Linked DNA regions of Homo sapiens: region 2 is linked to region 1. A link is an interaction called in ENCODE POLR2A ChIA-PET data of the cell type or tissue named here. Cell type or tissue: B cell. All regions are shown on one strand. Each heading gives the region's core, and the rest is flanking DNA. Links, peaks and the distances in the headings are about the cores only. Region 1 overlaps CUL1 (cullin 1). Region 2 overlaps EZH2 (enhancer of zeste 2 polycomb repressive complex 2 subunit).

Evidence for each region. ChIA-PET counts read pairs that join two places held together with the same protein. Peaks named below come from ENCODE experiments on the same cell type or tissue, not always from the same donor. Only the 100,000 strongest peaks of a DNase experiment are listed, where the experiment ranks them.
Region 2: POLR2A ChIA-PET joins it to region 1 with 7 read pairs; 2 of 35 experiments call an interaction of 5 or more read pairs at or near these places.

What each region holds. Positions count from the first base shown.
Region 1 is chr7:148,742,758-148,751,828 of GRCh38, reverse strand. All of the region lies in intron 2 of CUL1 (cullin 1), which reads right to left. Among named protein-coding and RNA genes, the nearest start is that of CUL1, 48 kb to the right of the region's middle. In B cell, for the core only: no CTCF peak of the experiment used is centred there; a DNase peak (open chromatin) is centred at 4,348.
Region 2 is chr7:148,833,588-148,842,658 of GRCh38, reverse strand. All of the region lies in intron 3 of EZH2 (enhancer of zeste 2 polycomb repressive complex 2 subunit), which reads left to right. Among named protein-coding and RNA genes, the nearest start is that of EZH2, 46 kb to the left of the region's middle. In B cell, for the core only: no CTCF peak of the experiment used is centred there; a DNase peak (open chromatin) is centred at 3,568; H3K27ac peaks cover 709 bases.

The DNA.
Region 1 (9,071 bases), core at 2,545-6,544:
TCTACATTTTTAAATTATACAAACTGTAATATGTACATTTGCTCTGCCATTTGTTTTTGATGGTATCTGACATAGCCGCAGCTGTAATATACTGTGTAACGCACATTTACAATACTTCATCAACTCTCTTGGTGGTGGACCTTGCTAATAGTCCTTTTGGCAGATACCTATTTTTTGTGTATTTACAAAGCTGCAAAGAATAAAACTAGCAGGTCTCCTTGAGTACAAGTTTCTTGGAGCACAGAAATACTAAGTGACAAAGTGACAAGAGAGGTTTTTTTTTTTTTTTTTTTTGAGACAGAGTCTCACTCTGTCTCCCAGGCTGTAGTGCAGTGATGTAATCTCGGCTCACTGCAACCTCTGCCTCCCGGGATCAAGCGATTCTCCTGAGTAGATGTGATTACGGGCGCCTGCCACCATTCCTGGCTAATTTTTGTATTTTTAGTAGAGACAGGGTTTCACCATATTGGTCAGGTTGGTCTTGAACTCCTGACCTCAGGCAATCCACCTGCCTCGACCTCCCAAAGTTGCTAGGATTACAGATGTGAGCCACCTTGCCAGGCCCTTTTAAACAATTTTTTGTAGAGATGGGGTCTTGCTATGTTGCCCTGGCTGGTCCAAAATTCTTGGGCTCAAGCAATCCTCCTGTTTGGCCTCCCAAAGTGGTGGGTTTAACTTTATTAAGAGTTGCCAACTTAGTGCTACAAAGCGGCTATCCAGCACCCTGTAGTGCATGAGTTTTCATCGACCACAACCTTGGCCTTGCATTCATACTGTGGTTTATTATGGTTTTAATATCCATTTCTAGGGCATAGACAGTTTTGTTTTGTTTTTTTTTTTTTTTAAAGAGACAGGATCTCACTATGTTGCCCAGGCTGGAGAGCAGTGGCTATTCACAGACATGATCATAGCAGGCTACTGCCTCAAACTCTTGGTCTGAAGTGATCCTCCCACCTTAGCCTCCTGTGAAGCTGAAAATACAGGCACGGGTCACCACATTGGCTTGACTTAGCATAATTCTTAAGGGCCTTAGGATTTTCAGAATGGTAAGTGATCACTCGTTTCAACAAAGTCACCAGCTACATTCACCTCCAAGAGAGTCAGCCTGTCCTTTGAAGCTTTGACACAAGCATTAACTTCTCTCTAGCTATGAAAATCCTAGGTGGCATGGAATACTATGCAGCCATAAAAAAGGATGAGTTCATGTTCTTTACCACGGACATGGATGAAGCTGGAAACCATCATTCTGAGCAAACTATCACAAGGACAGAAAACCAAACACTGCATGTTCTCACTCATAGGTGGGAATTGAACAATGAAGACACTTGGACACAGGAAGGGGAACATCACACACCAGGGCCTGTCGTGGGGCGGGGGGCTAGGGAAGGGACAGCATCAGGAGAAATACCTAATGTAAATGACGAGTTAATGGGTGCAGCAAACCAACATGACACATGTATACCTATGTAACAAACCTGCACATTGTGCATATGTACCCTAGAACTTAAAGTATAATTTAAAAAAAAAAAAAAAAGTCCTAGGTGGCATCTCCTTCCAGTAGAAGGATGTTTTGACTAAATTGAGTATCTGTTGCTTACGCAGCCACCTTCATCAATGATCCTAGATTTTCTGGCTAACTTGCTATTCTCCATCAGCACTTGCTGCTTCACCTTGCACTACTGTTATAAAAGATGGCTTCTTTTCTTTAATCGCATGAACCAACCTCTGCTAGCTTCTAGCTTTTCTTCTGTAGCTTCCTCACTTCTCCCAGCCTTTACAGAATTGCAGAGAGTTAGGGCCTTGCTCTGGATTAGGCACTGGCTTAAGGGAATGCTGTGACTGGTTTGATCTTCTATCCAGACCACTCCAACTTTCTCCTTACCAGCAATATGGCTGTTTCGCTTTCTTATCATTTGTGCATTCACTGGAGCAGCGCTTTTAATTTCCTCCAAGAACTTTTCCTTAGCATTCACAACTTGGCTAACTGTTTAGCACAAGAGGCCTAGCTTTTGGCCTATCTCAGCTTTCAACATGCCTTCCTCATTTGGCTTAATCATTGCTAGTTTTTGATCTAAAGTGAGAGAAATGCAACTCTTCATTTTACTTGAACACTCTGAAGCCATTGTGGGGGTTATCAACTGGCCTCAACTCAAGATTGTTGTGTCTCAGGGAGTAGGAAGGCCAAAGAGAGATGGGGGAATGGCCAGTCGGTGGAGCAGACACATGCATTTATGGATTAAGTTTGCTGTTTTAGATGGGTGCAGTGTGTGGCGCCTCAAAGCCATTCTTTTTATCATTGATTTTGCCAGAGGCTTGTCGGTTTTTTAAAGAACTATTTTGGGTTTTAATAATTTTCATTACTGTATCTTTATTTCATTTCTGTACCTTTTTACTTTTTTTTTTTTTTTTTTTTGAGATGGAGTCTCACTCTGTTGCCCAGGCTGGAGAGCTGTGGCACAATCTTGGCTCACTGAACCTCCGCCTCCCGGGTTCAAGTGATTCTCCTGCCTCAGCCTCCTGAATAACTGAGATTACAGGCGTGCATCACCACGCCCAGCTAATTTTCGTATTTTTAGTAGAGACGGGGTTTCTCCATGTTGGTCAGGCTGGTCTCGAACTCCTGACCTCAGGTGATCTGCCCACCTCTGCCTCCCAAGGTGCTGGGATTACAGGCGTGAGCCACCACGCCCAGACTACTTCTTTCCTTACATATGCCTTTTCTCTACAAATCCTTGTTTTGGTTAACTCTGTAATTTCCTTTTTTAAATAAGCATTTAAAATACTTATATAAAATGTTCATACTACATGGAAAGTATAGGAAAAACCTATACTAATACTAGAGTTTCTTCTACATGCCACTTGGCTGCATCACATCAATCTGATGTGTATATATTTTCCTTATCATTCAGTTATATTTTCTCTTTTCCACTGTTCGTTCTAAGAGTTAAACAGTTTAGATTTCCAAAATGTATTTTACCTTCAAAAAAATTTAATTTCATTTTAAAATTAAATTGCGGAAACATGAGAATGTTATCTTTTTGACAGTTTATTTAAAATGTGATGAGACTTGTTGCCAAGTATATAATTTCTGCTGGGCCAGAACGGGGGGGCCATTATTTCACATGTGCCTAAAAACAATGCCCATCTCTAACTATTGGATACAGGGACCCATTAGAGCTGGTCAACTCTATTTTTCAGATCTTCTATATTGTTTCTGATTTGTCTGCTTATTAATTACCAAGAAATTTTTAGTGAAATCTCCCAAATGGTTTTATCAATTTATCTTATAATTCTCTAAAATATCTGCCATATTTTGAGGCAGTGTTAACTAATATACATATTTGAAATTATATTCCTGGTAACCTGTACCTTTTATGATTAGGAAGTAACCACGTTTATTCCTAACAACATTGCCTTAGAAACTTATTGTATCTGACATTATTATACCTTTCGGTTGGAATTTTCCTTAAATGTCTTTGTTCCAGCCCTTTATTTTCAACCTTTGTTTCTGTGTCTTGGTGTGTCTACTGTAAATCACCACAGCATAATTGACTTTTTAAAAAAACTGAGTCTAGTATTATCTGATAGACGAGTTTGGTTTTAGGTAAACTGTTTCATACTGTTATTTGGATTAATTTCTACGATCCTGTTTTGTATTTTCTATTTTAACTCTGTTTCTATGTTTCCGGTTTTCCTCCCTTTCCCCTTCTACTGGAATGGTAGTTTACTTGTTCCCTTATAGCTCTTGTTTTATTTTGGAGTTATACATTCTTGAAATGGTTAATTACCTTAAAATATGACATGCCCACTTTACCTTGCAACAATTTTGGAAGATTCTATTACCTCTTCAAATATTTCCGGTCCCCTTTCTATTTTCTCCTAGCTCTTCTATTACGTCTATGTGAGATATTTTCATGTTACCTTCTATACCTTGGTTGAAAGTCTTCAATGATCTTCTATCACTTTATCTTTGTTCAAACTTTCTAATTTTTCCTGATCTGCCATCTGGTTAAGTGATTCTCTTTTGGTTGTGTCAAATTTAGTGTTTAATTTTAATGACTTCATTTTACATTTATAGAATTTCTCTTTTAAAAACCTGTCTTGTTTTCCATAGTGGTTTTTGCTCCTTGATTCTAAAGACAACTTTCCCCACTCTCCTTATATCCAGAGCTCAGCTTAAATCCTTTAGCAGTTGCCTTCCTGGGAGAGTAGGTCGATGATTATTATTTTTTTCAGTTCACCTATACACTTAAGGGTATTTAGGCTTCTGTCTTCCAGGTTTCCATGGAAACGTCAGCTCTCAGCCCCTCCCAGCCAGGTGTAAGGCTTTGTTTCCTTTTCTGTGTGACCCCTACCGGCCAGCCTACCTTGCTCAAGTCCTTATGCTGCCACACAGAGGCTCACAATGGTTAGCACCTTCATTTTCAGCTCTCTTCTCTTCTTCAGATGCCTGGGAATTCCCTCTTACTTTTGTGCAGAGCATTACACTTTGCTGTATTTCACACAGCACCCAGTTTTAGGTGCTTGGTTCCAGGATGTTTCAGGTTATTTAGTTCAGCCTGACTGCTGTTCCTTGGCAATCTATGGCTTCCCAGCTACTAAATTAACAAAGGTTTTTAAAAAAACAAACCCAATGATAGCTAAAGTGCAGCAAAATGGGAGCTTCCATATGCTTAAGAGTGTACACAATTACACCGTTTCTGAAGTAAAATCTGGAATATTCAAAAGCCTTCAACAAGTGCATTCCTTTTGATACAGCAATTATATTCATAAGCATTTATCACAGGGAAATCATCACGGAAATGTACAAATACTTAGCTAGCAAACTATCACAGCATTGCTCCTAATGGCAAAAAACTCGTAACAAGCTATTTGTCAAACTTAGTTAAACCCACTCTCGGGTCCACCTGAAGATAGAGTACGCAGCTTTTAACAATGTCATGGAATAGATGGTGGTTAAAAAGACTGCAATATATTTATCACATTTCAGCTAAGACATCAATCGTAACATGTATCATTAAGTATATTTAAGAAAAGAAAATGCTGCCAACTAGAATGCATTTTCATCAGATGGAATTTTTACTTTTACTTACTAAAGAATCACCTGTTTTAGACTTAAACAGATTTATCCTAACATTCTCGTAAGTGGATAAAGAAAAGCTAAATAGATTGGCTAGGATATTGCCAAAATGGTTTTACATAGAGTCCATTCTGAATCATTTTGACTCTTACTAAGGATGTCTGTGTTTTTCCACATAACGTTGTCCTCCGAGCCACTAAGTATGTTAGCACTCCTTAGTAGTAGTCCAAGGCTAATTCTAGGATTTTCTCCTAATCTGCGCCCATCCATTTTCTAAGTCTGATCCTGAGCTTTCTTGATATCCAAAGGTTTGTTCTTTCAGGGCAGATTCTTGCAATGGTCCTTAAATAGTTTGCTGACAGAAAGAACAAGGCTGCACGCAAGTGTGCACTGATGCAATGATGATGACTAGGTCATCACTGATACCTGGCCAGCTACTGTACTATGTGCACTGACTTTGCAATGCACTCGAATCAATGAATCAATGTAGCAGTTGCTTCCAGAGAGCAGGGCTAGGGGTTTTAAACTTTTGGCCACAGAATCCTTTCATTCTCACCAAGTGTTCTTTGTGGAGGAAAGCTCAGTGCCCAGAACACTGCCCCTCCCCACCATTACTTCCTCCCCCAAGCCCACCCCTCAGAGAGGACCTCACACACACACAGGCAAGGGGCCTCACAAAACAGATTGAAAGGCACAATTGAAACAAAACGAATGCTTCTTAAAAGCTGTTTTGAAGTTTCTACTCAGTTTAACATCACATTCATTCCCAAATCAGCATCACTCCTCACCATTATCTAGTCAGGAATGGAAAGCATTAGATGATAGTGGTTAGGAGACTTCCTGCTTATGACAATTTAGGTTCAACGTATATCTAAATTGAAGAGATGAAACAAGCAAAACAACTGAAGAACAAGCCAGAATGTTATGATCCCACCCTCCCCACCCATAGTGGGAAACATCTTTAACTGTTTCTAGAGTTAGTTCTTCATTTTTAGCTGGATATGTACATGTCTTTAAGTCATATGCTTGTTTTGTTCTTTGACCAATCAACGTTTGCGTAAATTATTGATTTCCTGCGAATAGAGAACACATCTCCTTTCTACCCCCTACCTCCAGTCCATCTTCATCCTAATAGTCACTATGGAGCCTCTGAAACTTTCAGTTACTTAAACCATGATTCCAATTTTAAATGTACCGAAGTACCTAACCACATTTCTGGCAAATAACGATAAACTCTAGAAAAAATATTAAAACAATGATCTTGAAGGCACCAGAGAACCACCAAAAGAAGGTGTATACTGAAAAGTGGCCTAGTGTTGGAAGAAGGGAATGGCACAGCCCAACATGGTTGATGTAAAAGAAACAGGAAAATGAGATCCACTCTCAAGACAAAAGACAATCAACAGAGACCAGCTGTAGTTGACCCAAATGTTGGAATTAGGAGACAAAGACTCTAAAGCAACTATTATAGTTATAATAAAAGATATAGAAAAATATGTTCATAATCAATGAAAATTGCAGCACAAAAACAGAAACCATGAAAAAGAACAAAATAAAAATTCTAGAACTGAAATACCAGGAAATCTAGAATAAATTACTCATTGGATGGTCTTGACAGCAAAATAAAGACGAGTCATGGGTTTGCACAGAGACCAACAGAAACGATCAACTCTTGAGAGGAAAAAAAAGATTAAAACTTCTAGAAAACCAAAGGGGGAACAATCTTGAAAGCGGACAGGGAAAAAGAACGTAACACAGAAAAAGAGTTCACATGACCAGTAACTTCTCATCAAAAACTACAAAGGCCAGAAGACAGTGCAATAACATGTTTAAGTGGTGAAAGAAAAAAAAATGCTGAAAGAAAAAAAGTAATTGTAGTTCTATAGCCAGTGAAAATATCCTTCAAAGATGAAGGCAAAATAATGCTATTTTCAGGTAAAATAAAACTAAGGGAATTCATAGTAGAGACCTGCATTTTGGGTGGAAGCAAACTGACACTACAATAGAATCCTGCATCTTTAGGAAGGAATGAAGAGCAGTAGAAACAGTAAGTATCTGGGTAAATATACTTTTCTTAATTCTTTAAAATACAAAGGATGGTTTAAAACAAAAATTTATAATATCGTCTTGTGGGTTTAAAAACATATGTAGAGGTAATATAAAGGAGAGCGATACGAGTAGTAAATGGAACTATACAACCACAATTCCTCTACATTTTCTATGATGTCATACAATCTTAACTCTAAGTGGAATGTTAAGAAAAATGTGTATTATATCCTTAGAGCAATCTCTTTATTCCTTCTTCTCTTTCACACACACACACACACACACACACACACACACACACACACTGCAGAAACAACCAACAAATATATTAAAAAGGAACTATAAAAAAATTTCAAATAATCCTAAAGAAGGGTGGAAAGCAAGAACAAAGAAACTTTTTAAGGGGAGAAAAAAACAAAATGGTAGGCCTAAAATTAATCTATTAATAATTATAACAAATGTTAATGGGCTAAAACTACAATTAAAAGACAGAGATGGTCAGAAGGGGCAAAGCAGCAAGACCGCTCTATATGTTGACATGAGGGACACAATTTAAATATAAAAATACACATAAGTTGAAAGCAAATGGATGGAAAAAGATTATCATGCAAACATTAAGCATAGAAAGAGGTTAAAGAAGCTAATAACTATCAGGCAACAAATTACTACCAGGGATAAAAAGGGACACATTTCATAATAAATGTACTTAAAAGACATATTCGCAAATGTATTTTTGTCTAACAACAGAGTTTCAAAATATATGAAAAAAAATTTGTTTTTTGAGATGGAGTCTTGCTCTGTCACCTAGGCTGGAGTGCAGTGGTGCCATCTCGGCTCACTGAAACCTCCACCTCCCAGGTTCAAGCGATTCTCCTGCCTCAGCCTCCAGAGTAACTACAGGCGCCCACCACCATGACCGGCTAATTTTTGTATTTTTAGTAGAGACAGGGTTTCATCACGTTGGCCAGGCTGGTCTTGAACTCCTGGCATCAGGCGATCTGCCCGCCTTGGCCTCCGGCGATCTGCCCGCCTTGGCCTCCCAATGTGCTGGGATTACAGATGTGAGCCACCACACCTGGCTTAAAATATATGAAAATTTGACAGAATTAAAGGGTAAAGGAGACAATTTCACAATCATAGGATAAGATTCAACATTCCTCTCAGCAACTAGACCATAGGAAAAATATCAATCACAACTTGGATGATCTGTATGGGCAGTTGTAACATTCTACACCCAGTGGTATACTGGTAAATTGGCTCTCTGAGCAGGGAGAAAAGAAAAAAAGAAAAGCCCTGATTTGTAGCCTCCATAGATGTCTATTGTATAAGGTTCCCACCATGGCAGATGCAAGCTACCAACAGGACAATATCACACAGGGAGATGGGAGAGAGATGGGCACAATCATCTCCCGCAAGCTGATCTGATCCAGCTCCAGCACATCACCATCTACAGCCAACAGCTGCAGAACCCACATTCTTTTCAAGAGTACATGGCACATTCACCAAGATAGGCTATTTTCTGGGCCACTGAACACGTTTCAATACATTTAAAAGGACGGAAATTATACAGTGTGTTCTCTGATCAAAATGGAATTATAATTAGGAATTAGTAACAATAAGCTACCCGGGAAAATCCAATATTTCTAAACAATATCTTCCTATATAATTCAAAGGTCAAATAAAGTGTTTTGAATTAAATGGTAATGAAGATACAACATATCAAAATTTGCAGAATAAGGCTAAAAATCCTTAAAAGGAAATTTATACTTTCAAATACTTATATCAGAAAAGGTAGAAAGAGTTGGGCATGATGGCTGATGCCTGTAATCCCAGCACTTTGGGAGGCTGAGGGAGGTGGATCACTTGAGGTCAGGAGTTTGAGACTAGCCTGGCCAACATGGTCAAACACCCAGTCTCTACTAAAAATACAAAAATTAGCTGGGCG
Region 2 (9,071 bases), core at 1,656-5,655, 92 kb before region 1:
ACTTTTTGAAGACAGTGACTATATCTGTTTTACGTTTATTTCTTTTATTCTTAAGTTAATCTTTTAAAGAAGCATCCAGCTTCACACTGTCATTAATCAATACATATAGGTCAAGGGATGTACATTTTATTCCCATAATATGTCACTGTTAGTCAAGAAATTGTTACTAGGTGACTTTCATAACTTTGTCTTGTCAACCAGTAATAACTATGTTCTGTAGGTCTTCATATTGGTAGTTATATTCTTCATTGTGTCTCTTTTTCCATTTTTAATGAAGAAACTGGTTTAAGAGTTACTCTTGAGGTTCTCATTAATGTATTTCTTTTTCGTACATCTGCCCATTTCTTGCTGATAATCACAAGACACTTCTCCTTCACTGACTTCATATCAAAATGTTTTCTACTGTATGTGTTATGACTGAAAGAGAAGTTTGCTTAGATAGTGCCTGTCTTCTGGGCAAATGGTATGATTAGTTTAGTAATTTAATCCATCTTGCCAATATACATTTCTAGATTCCCAGGAGAATATAATGTTCTTGTAAGAGTTTTGTATCTTGTTTACTAATGAAAAGAGAGAATATGGTGTATATTCTTGGGGCTTCAGAATGTCTAATAGAAGCAGCATCAGAAGGGGATCACGGTCCTCGTATGAAGAATTTAAAAACTTTTGGACTTTTAAATATTTACAGATTTGCTCTTCATAGTAATATTTGAAATGATTTTAAGTTCATTGCTTAGCATTTGATATTAGCAGATTTTTTTGGGGGGAGAAGCTTCTATCAAAATAATGTGTAAATTATTTTGTATGTTGGCAGTTTGGACTTAACATTTTTGTTGAAGGAGAAGAAAAATACCTGTTACATGTAAACACTCGATTGCATTTTTTATTGATTTAGTAATGAAGTTCCTTCAGTTAATTGTAAATGAAAATTTAGTCACTGTTTACAAAGAAAAAATAATATCCTAGTGTATTTCATGTATAATTTAGTGTACTTTACTCAGATACATTCTTTGAGTGTAGTAACATGGTTTCTTTATACATTGCAGGATTATAGGCCCTATAGGTTTAGATTCTCATGAACCTTTTGAGCAAATATGGCAGAAAGCTGGTCACTTTTCTCATGTCTTTAAATTAAGTGGATGGCTCTTCAAGTGTCTGTCTTACTCTTAGTCTGAACATATACACTCATTCTTATTGCCTCAAGGAAGTGGTCTCTGAGTTGCTTTCTGTAGCTCCTTGCCTCTTTTAACTATTATTGGTATTTACTTGGAGAGTTGAGTCTTGTTAGGTTAACTGTCAGTCATTCCCACCTGTATAACTTGTAAATCCATGCAGCCTTTGCTTTCTTTCTGGCTTTATTTAGGCTGAAATAGATGTAACATTTCTTAAATGATCATATAAGGATTTTTTTTTTCTTGTGAGCAGAAACTAATATAAGCATTTTATGCTTTTCCAAAGGGTTAGCTTAAAAAAAAAAGGTCATTTGTGATATTTGAGTTCATATAGCATCATATATTAAATACATGTCATTTATTATGTTTATATTTTAAATTTGATTATATATCTTCAGTTTAAAAGGTGAATTTTAAAAAGTCAAATTTAGGCAACTAATAAAACTAGCAGAAGTTGCTTTTCATTTGTAGTTTTTCTCCTAGAATATTGTATATATAGTTTGTGTTTTATAAATTATTGTTATAAAGATCATGTATCTTCCCCAAATGCAAAACCGAGTTCTGACAACTATTTAAAAATAAAACAACAAATCCAAACAAACAAAAGTGCTTGGTTAATCTGGAATGTTAGAAATTGTTTTATTCTCTGAAGAAACAAGAAAATTGCATTAGACCGAGGACTTTTGCCATAATTTAGCTTTATAATAGGGATTGACTTAAATTTACTCCTTAGGATTCTGTCTTACCTTCTCTTAGCAGATTTTATAAAAGAATATCACTTGAGTAACATTTTGGAAAGGCTGGGCAGATTTCATAAGCTACCCAACAAGGCAGTTTTATACTAGCTAATGTGACTACCTGTTGGGCTAATGAAACTAGTTTAAAAGTTTTATCTTTTTCTCTCCACTGAACAGATCATTGTAAAATGATTATTGTAAAAATTTAGATAACACAGAAATAGGTAAAACAGAAAGCAAAAGTCCCTGTAGTCCAACTGCTCTGGCTTTTATTCTTTCAGATTTCATTTTCTATATATACTAGGAGGTTAATAATATTTTATTTTTAAAAATTATTGGCCAGATATACATCCTTTCCATTTTGGGCCATCACTTTACAACCTCTGTCCAAATTTTCATTCTTTTAAAAAATATGTAGTGTTTGACATTATGGATATACCATAATTTATTGCCCCATTCTTGATGGACATTTAGATTTTTAATTTTTACTTTTGCAATCAGTGCTGTACTGAACTTTATATACATCCTTGCATCTTTTGAGTAATTCTGTAGAAGTTCCTACAAATAGAATTATTAGATCAAGATGATATGCATGTTTAAAAATTTAGCAGATATTACCAAATGCACCCTCAAAAGTTTTACATTACACCCCCACCAGCTGTTTATGGAATGTCTGTTTACCTATATTCTCAACACAATATTATCAATCTTAATCTTCAGTCCAATAGGTAAAACATTGTTAGAATTGGTTATACCGTGTCTTAATTATTCAGTGAAGTTAAATGTCAGTTACTGTTTGTTTATATTTGTGAATTGGCTGTTACAGTGTTGGATCTTGTGCAATTAGGTTGGGCTTTTCTTATGATTCATAAGGACTTTTTGTATATTACAAATACTAGTTTTGGCTGGGTGCAGTGGCTCACGCCTGTAATCCCAGCACTTTGGGAGGCCAAGGTGGGCAGACCTTTTGAGATCAGGAATTCTAGACCACCCTGACCAACATGGTGAAAGCCCATCTTTACTAAAAATACAAAAAAATTAGCTGGGCATGGTGGTGTGCGCCTGTAGTCCCAGCTACTTGGGAGGCTGAGGCAGGAGAATGCCTTGAACCCAGGAGGCAGAGGTTTCAGTGAGCCGAGATCACAAGACTCAATCTCAAAAAAACAAAAAACAAAAAAAAATAGTTTTTTTTGTCATATGTTTTGCAGATTGCCCCCCCCCCATTTTGATGTTATTTCTGATATATCTTGGTTATACAGTTTTTTCTTTTAATTTTTGTCTTTCTTAAAGGTTCCAAAAGTCTTTCTTCACTTCAAGATTATAAATTATCTACCTATCTTTCCTTTAGTTCTCTGTTTTCATTTTTATATTCTAATATCATTTAACCCATCAGGAATTTCCTTTGGTGTAAAGAATGGGTAGGGGATTTGGTTTTTAATTTTGTTCTTTTTAGTTTCCTGGTTGTTTCAACACTATTTACTGAGTAATTAATGAATAGTGAGGGGCAGTTGTAAACTTGTTTTTGAAGATCAGCAGAATCAGCCTTCTTGGTTGGTGGTTTCCTGGGCAGTTCTACCACTCGAGCAAGACCTGAAGTGTTTCCCTTCAGAAACCACAGCCTGTGCCATCTTGCTCACTCACTTTCCTTCCTTCCTTCCTTCCTTCCTTCCTTCCTTCCTTCCTTCCTTCCTTCCTTATTTGACAGAGTTTTGCTCTATTACCCATGCTGGAGTGCAGTGGCGTCATCTTGTCTCACCTCAACCTCTGCCTCCTGGGTTCAAGCTATTCTTGTGCCTTGGCCTCCAGAGCAGCTGGGACTACAGGCATGCACCACCACACCTGGCTAATTTTTGTATTTTAGTAAAGACAGGGTTTCACCATGTTGGCTAGGCTGGTCTTGAACTCCTGACCTCAAGTGATCCGCCCACCTTGGCCTCCCAAAGTGCTGGGATTACAGGCCTGAGCCACTGCGCCTGGTCTTGCCCACTCACTTGAACCTCTACTACTTTGTAGTATTAAACCCAGATCCACTGATTTAAGCAAGGCTTCAAAACAATTTTACTGCCACAGCCTATATAAACTATAGATTTATATAATACTCTCTGTTCCATTTTAGTTGATTTTTCCCCCAATGACAGAAATTGTTCTTTTTTCTACTCACAGGACTGTTATTGAATTAGAAATTTGAATTTACATGTGGTGGATGAACATCACTCTTGTTACCTGCTTCATGTACTTTTTTGAGTGCTTACTACCTGTGATGATTATTCTGTTTCTGATCTCCAGTACTTAGCAAAACTGGAGTTTTTCCGCAAAGCTGCAGATGAGGGAATGATTTACCTTAACAGCCCTTCAGGATTTTAACCTAGGATTAAGTAGGTTTGCATGTTTGTGATTCCTTTCATTCAGGGCCCGGCTTCTGAAGGTAGGATGCGGGGAAGAGCTTTAAGGATCTAAATTTCCTCCCAGCCTGAGCAACATAGTGAGATCCCATCTCAATAAAAAATAAAAAAATTAGCCAGATGTGGTGACACGTACTTGTAGTCCCAGCTACTCGGGAGGCTGAGGTGAGATAATCATTTGAGCCCAGGAGTTTGAGGCTGCAGTGAGCCATGATTGCACCACTGCACTCTAACCTTGGCAACAAGAGCTAGACCCTGTCTCAAAAAAAAAAAAAAAAAAAAAAGGAGTCTAAACTTCCCGATACTGTATTCCAAATGTCCTATGTTAAATGCTGTGTTATCATTCCCCGCCCCTTGGAATGTAGAAACCGTTAATTACAGGATAAAAGTGAACTGAGAAGCAAATACCCTTGTGTTGTAGGGTAGAGGTTCTTCACCCAATGTGGAATTGGTCTGTAACAAATACTGAACAACACAAACTGAAATAATTTACAATCTGATATGAATTACTCTTTTTCATTTCTTAACTCCAACACTTGATTAGTTGCTTTCATTAAATACATCTGTGTCAATATCTTAATGGGGTTTTTTCTTCCGTTTTTGTTTCTGCCTCTCTCCTGTTGGAGCGACTCATTTCTTTTCAAGTGTCGTCTTCAATCTCCCTTCTCCTATTTTGCCTTCTCAACCTGATTATGAATTCACTTCCATTATTGAGCTTCTCTTTACTTTATCCAAATTTGCTATTTATCTCATTGCAGTTTTTCTTCAGTACTTACTTTGCATAAAAGTAGCCTGAACTTAAATTATATACACGGTCATTTTCACCAGAAGGGCTAGCTAATTTAAAACTTGGGCGTGTTATCTTTTCTTTCCTCAAGTCCTGCAGAATATAGGGTAGTTTCAGAAATCACCCCCAGCTTTTCTCTAGACTTGGTGACAGCTGATGCTTTCTTCTGACTCTTCCTTTCCTGGAGTGCCGACCTTCCTGCACCTTCCTCGCTGTTGTCACATGGAAAGGCTACAGGATGTTAGACAATGTCAACAGTTTACTATGTCTCTGGCATGAAATAAATGGACCAACCAGTATCTGAGAATATTTTTTACTTGGCTAATTGATTGTATGTTTTCCCCTACTATATGGAAGTTGGACTTAGCCTTTCTCATGTTAAAGATTATTCAGAGGCAGGACGGCCATGGCTGTTGTCTTTGGGATGTCCACTGTAAAATGGGGAGTCATACCTACCTCACAGGGTAGTTGTGAAATTTAAAGAAGCTAACTTTGGTAAAGTCTCTAGCACAGTGCTTGGCACATAGTAGGGTGTGTTAATTTCTTTCCCTTCCCTGCAGGCCATTCACCTGCTCTTCCCTCTACGATTTTCCATAACACAGTTTTTACTTGGAACCAGCCTTCTGCCAAGAGTCTCAGTTTGGTTGTGTACTCCTACAACTACTATTTTTGGCTTGACTTCCCTCTCCAGCTCCCAGTGGTCCAGCCACACAGTCGCCTATTGTACCAGCTGGTTGATGTAAGTCTATCCATCCTCAGAGGAACCTGGTTACTTACCAGTAAGCTGTGTTTCTCTGAAAATGTAGCATCCTTGGTAATGATTCTAGTCCCCCCCATCCCCTTTTTTTTTAAACCATTGATGATGAATCATCTCTAACTTCCTTGTGTGATCCTCAAGTTGGAACTGGAATTAGAGAATCTAATTTGTTGATAAAGGTCTCCTAGTAAGTTCCTGAGTCCAGGACACATGGCTCTGACCAGGTGAAATGTGGAGACCCATGAGGTAAAAATTCTTTTCACTACTCTGAGTGACATGAGACTTAATTATGTAAACTGTCAAGGATGATACATTTTCAAAGAAAAATAAGTTGCTGGTAAGTAACTGGGATTTTTGAGTAATTTTTCTGTAAGTCAATAAATAAGAATCCCACGTTTGTTTTCACCAACAAATGCTTTTGCATTTGAATATTTCATAAATGAAAGGAATATGGTTGTTAGTTACGGTTAATAGTAAAGAATGGGATAGGTTTCTAGATACTAGAAATACAGTGAGGTGGGGGTAGACCATCAGTTTTCTAAATAGGTGCTCTCTTAGCTTGAAACAGAAATTGAAGTCTCCATTAGAGAAAATCATCAAGTGTAGTCTGTTCATTCCAGAAACATTTTTTGAGTGCCTACTGTTTTTTTGAGACACTGTGCTGAGTATCGTTTCAAGACAGAGGTGAAGCCACACTTGGCTCAGCTGCTTTTGCCCTCAGAGAGCTTATTTCTTGTCTCTTAGTGACTCTCGCATGACTCAGAACTGAGGCGATGGGATACTGGGGTATGACAGAGGTATGGGACTGGAAGTAGTACGTAGTGCTGCAGCCTGTGCCTTAATATTTTCTGTGCTTCCATAAGTTCTTTCTGTTAATGGGAAAAATCAGCTGACTTCATTCAGAATTTGCAGAGTATTTGCTGTATCACTAGAGCAACCATAGATGAAGCAAAGCCAATGCTCCTTCTTTGTCATAGTTGAAAACTCATTCTCTAACCCTTATGTGCGACTTTGGAGTTAGGTGTTAAAGCAGGTGAATAAGTCAGTCGGAGAGGCAGCCCACTCCCCATTAAGCTTTCAAAGCACTTCTTCCTTCAGAAGCCACAGAATTAATTTATTCCTGCCAAATGTTAAAAAAATCGGAATTTTTTTTTTTTAAGAAATGAAAATTGTTTTGTACTTTAAGTCACTGGATAGTATTTGATACTATCAGTATCAGTAATTATATTCAGTATATTCGGTAATTATAAGCACCTCCACCCCCAAATTTACCCAGTTAAGTAGAAAGAAGGAAAGAAGACTTGGTAGTATTAATAAGTTGTTGTTGGAGGAGATGCTCCTATTACATTATGTCTCTATTTTCTTTTTTTTTTTTTTTTTGAGGCGGGGTCTCCCGTCGTCACCCAGGCTGGAGTGCAGTGGTGCTGATCACAACTTACTGCAGCCTTTGCCTCCCAGGCTCAAGTGATCCTCCCACCTCAGCCCCTCAAGTAGCTGGGACTACAGGCACGTGCTACCTTGCTGGGCTAATTTTTTGTGTGTTTTTAGTAGAGACAGGGTTTCCCCATGTTGCCCAGGCTGGTCTTGAACTTCTGGGCTCAAGCGATCTGCCCGTCTTGGCCTGCCAAAGTGCTGAGATTATACGCTTGAGCCACTGTGCCCAGCCATGTCTCTGTTTTATATAGTAAATACTGCATGGCTGTAATTGTTATTTTACCCCATGAGCATTGCAAGGGCAAGAACTACAGTGCAGTAATTAATTAAGCTCACGGGTGTTGCAGTCAGACTTTAAATCCAGGTTTTAATCCTGGTTTTGTAATTTGCTACCTTTCTGACTAGACAAATTGTATAACTTCTCTGAACCTCAGTGTCCTCATTTGTGAAGTTTTGATGCTAAAACTACACCATAAGGTTGTAATGAGGAATAATTAAGATAATATATACAAGCACTTAGCACAGTGCCTGCAACATAGTACGTGCTCAATAAATGTTAACTGCTGTTTTTATTGGATTATTGGATGGATGGATGAAGGATTGTATCAGAGGCCAAATAGCAGGAAGGGGAAAGATTGTGGGCTCTGGAGTGTTAGTAAACTGTTCACACCTTCTTGTTTACTCGAGTTAAGAGCCTTATTAGTATTATTACCTTTATCTTTGCCTTTTTGGAAAGCAAATTAATAGATGAATCACTGTCACAGTTCTTCCTAACTACTCCATCCTTAAACCTTTACTTCCACTAAGGAAGGAATTATTTTTGTGCTGCAGTGACTGTGATGATTGAGAGATTATCCCACTGGCCTGATGCAACCCAATGCTGAGGGTCAGGTGTGGCCCATATGCCAGATTTCTACTCTGAATTTCACCACAACTAGTTCTGCTATTTTTAAGACATTTTAAATAAAAAATTTAAACATTTAATATGTGTGTGTGTGTGTGTGTGTGTGTGTGTGTATATATATATATATAATGATTTTTCAGTTTCATTTTACTACACTTCTTTTTTGCTCTATTTTCATTGATTGTGGATTATGAATGTATGTCTAGGATATTTTTGAGAAGGCTCTGGAGGACTTACACCTGGGCAGTAGTACTCTTTAAGGAATCTCGGATTCGTAGACAGGGTGGAAAGTGCTGTGGTTATTTAGGCACAGAGTTATACCATATTTCAGAGAATCAAAGATGCAAAATTTTTCACATTTTAACATTGGAAACAACATGCATCTTAGAATCACTGTGATAAGAATGGATTATACCTTTGTTTAGTTGGCAGCATTTTTTCTTAGTGATACAGAAGATAATGATGTACCTTGAAATCGCTGTCATCATAGATTGTATGAAATATGGTGTTTCAAGGGACTATGTGCACTGACACATTTTAGCAATATGGTATCATGGCAATATAAGGAGCGGGAAGAGCAGGGGCTCCAGAGTCAGGCTTTTGGAGTTTACATTCTAGCCCGAGAACCATGCGCAACTTTGGGCAAGCTACTTATCCTTTCTTTTCTATAGTTTTCTCACCTGTAAAATGGGGGCTAAGAGTAGTACCCATCTTACAGTGTTGTAATGAGGATTAAATAGAAGACATGTAATGTGTTTAAAATAGCCTAGCACATAGAAAGTACTTAGTAATCAGCTAATATTATTAATTCAGAGATTACAGTTTTGCAGAATAGACTTAAATTTACTTTGTTGTGATTGAAACACAAACCCATTACC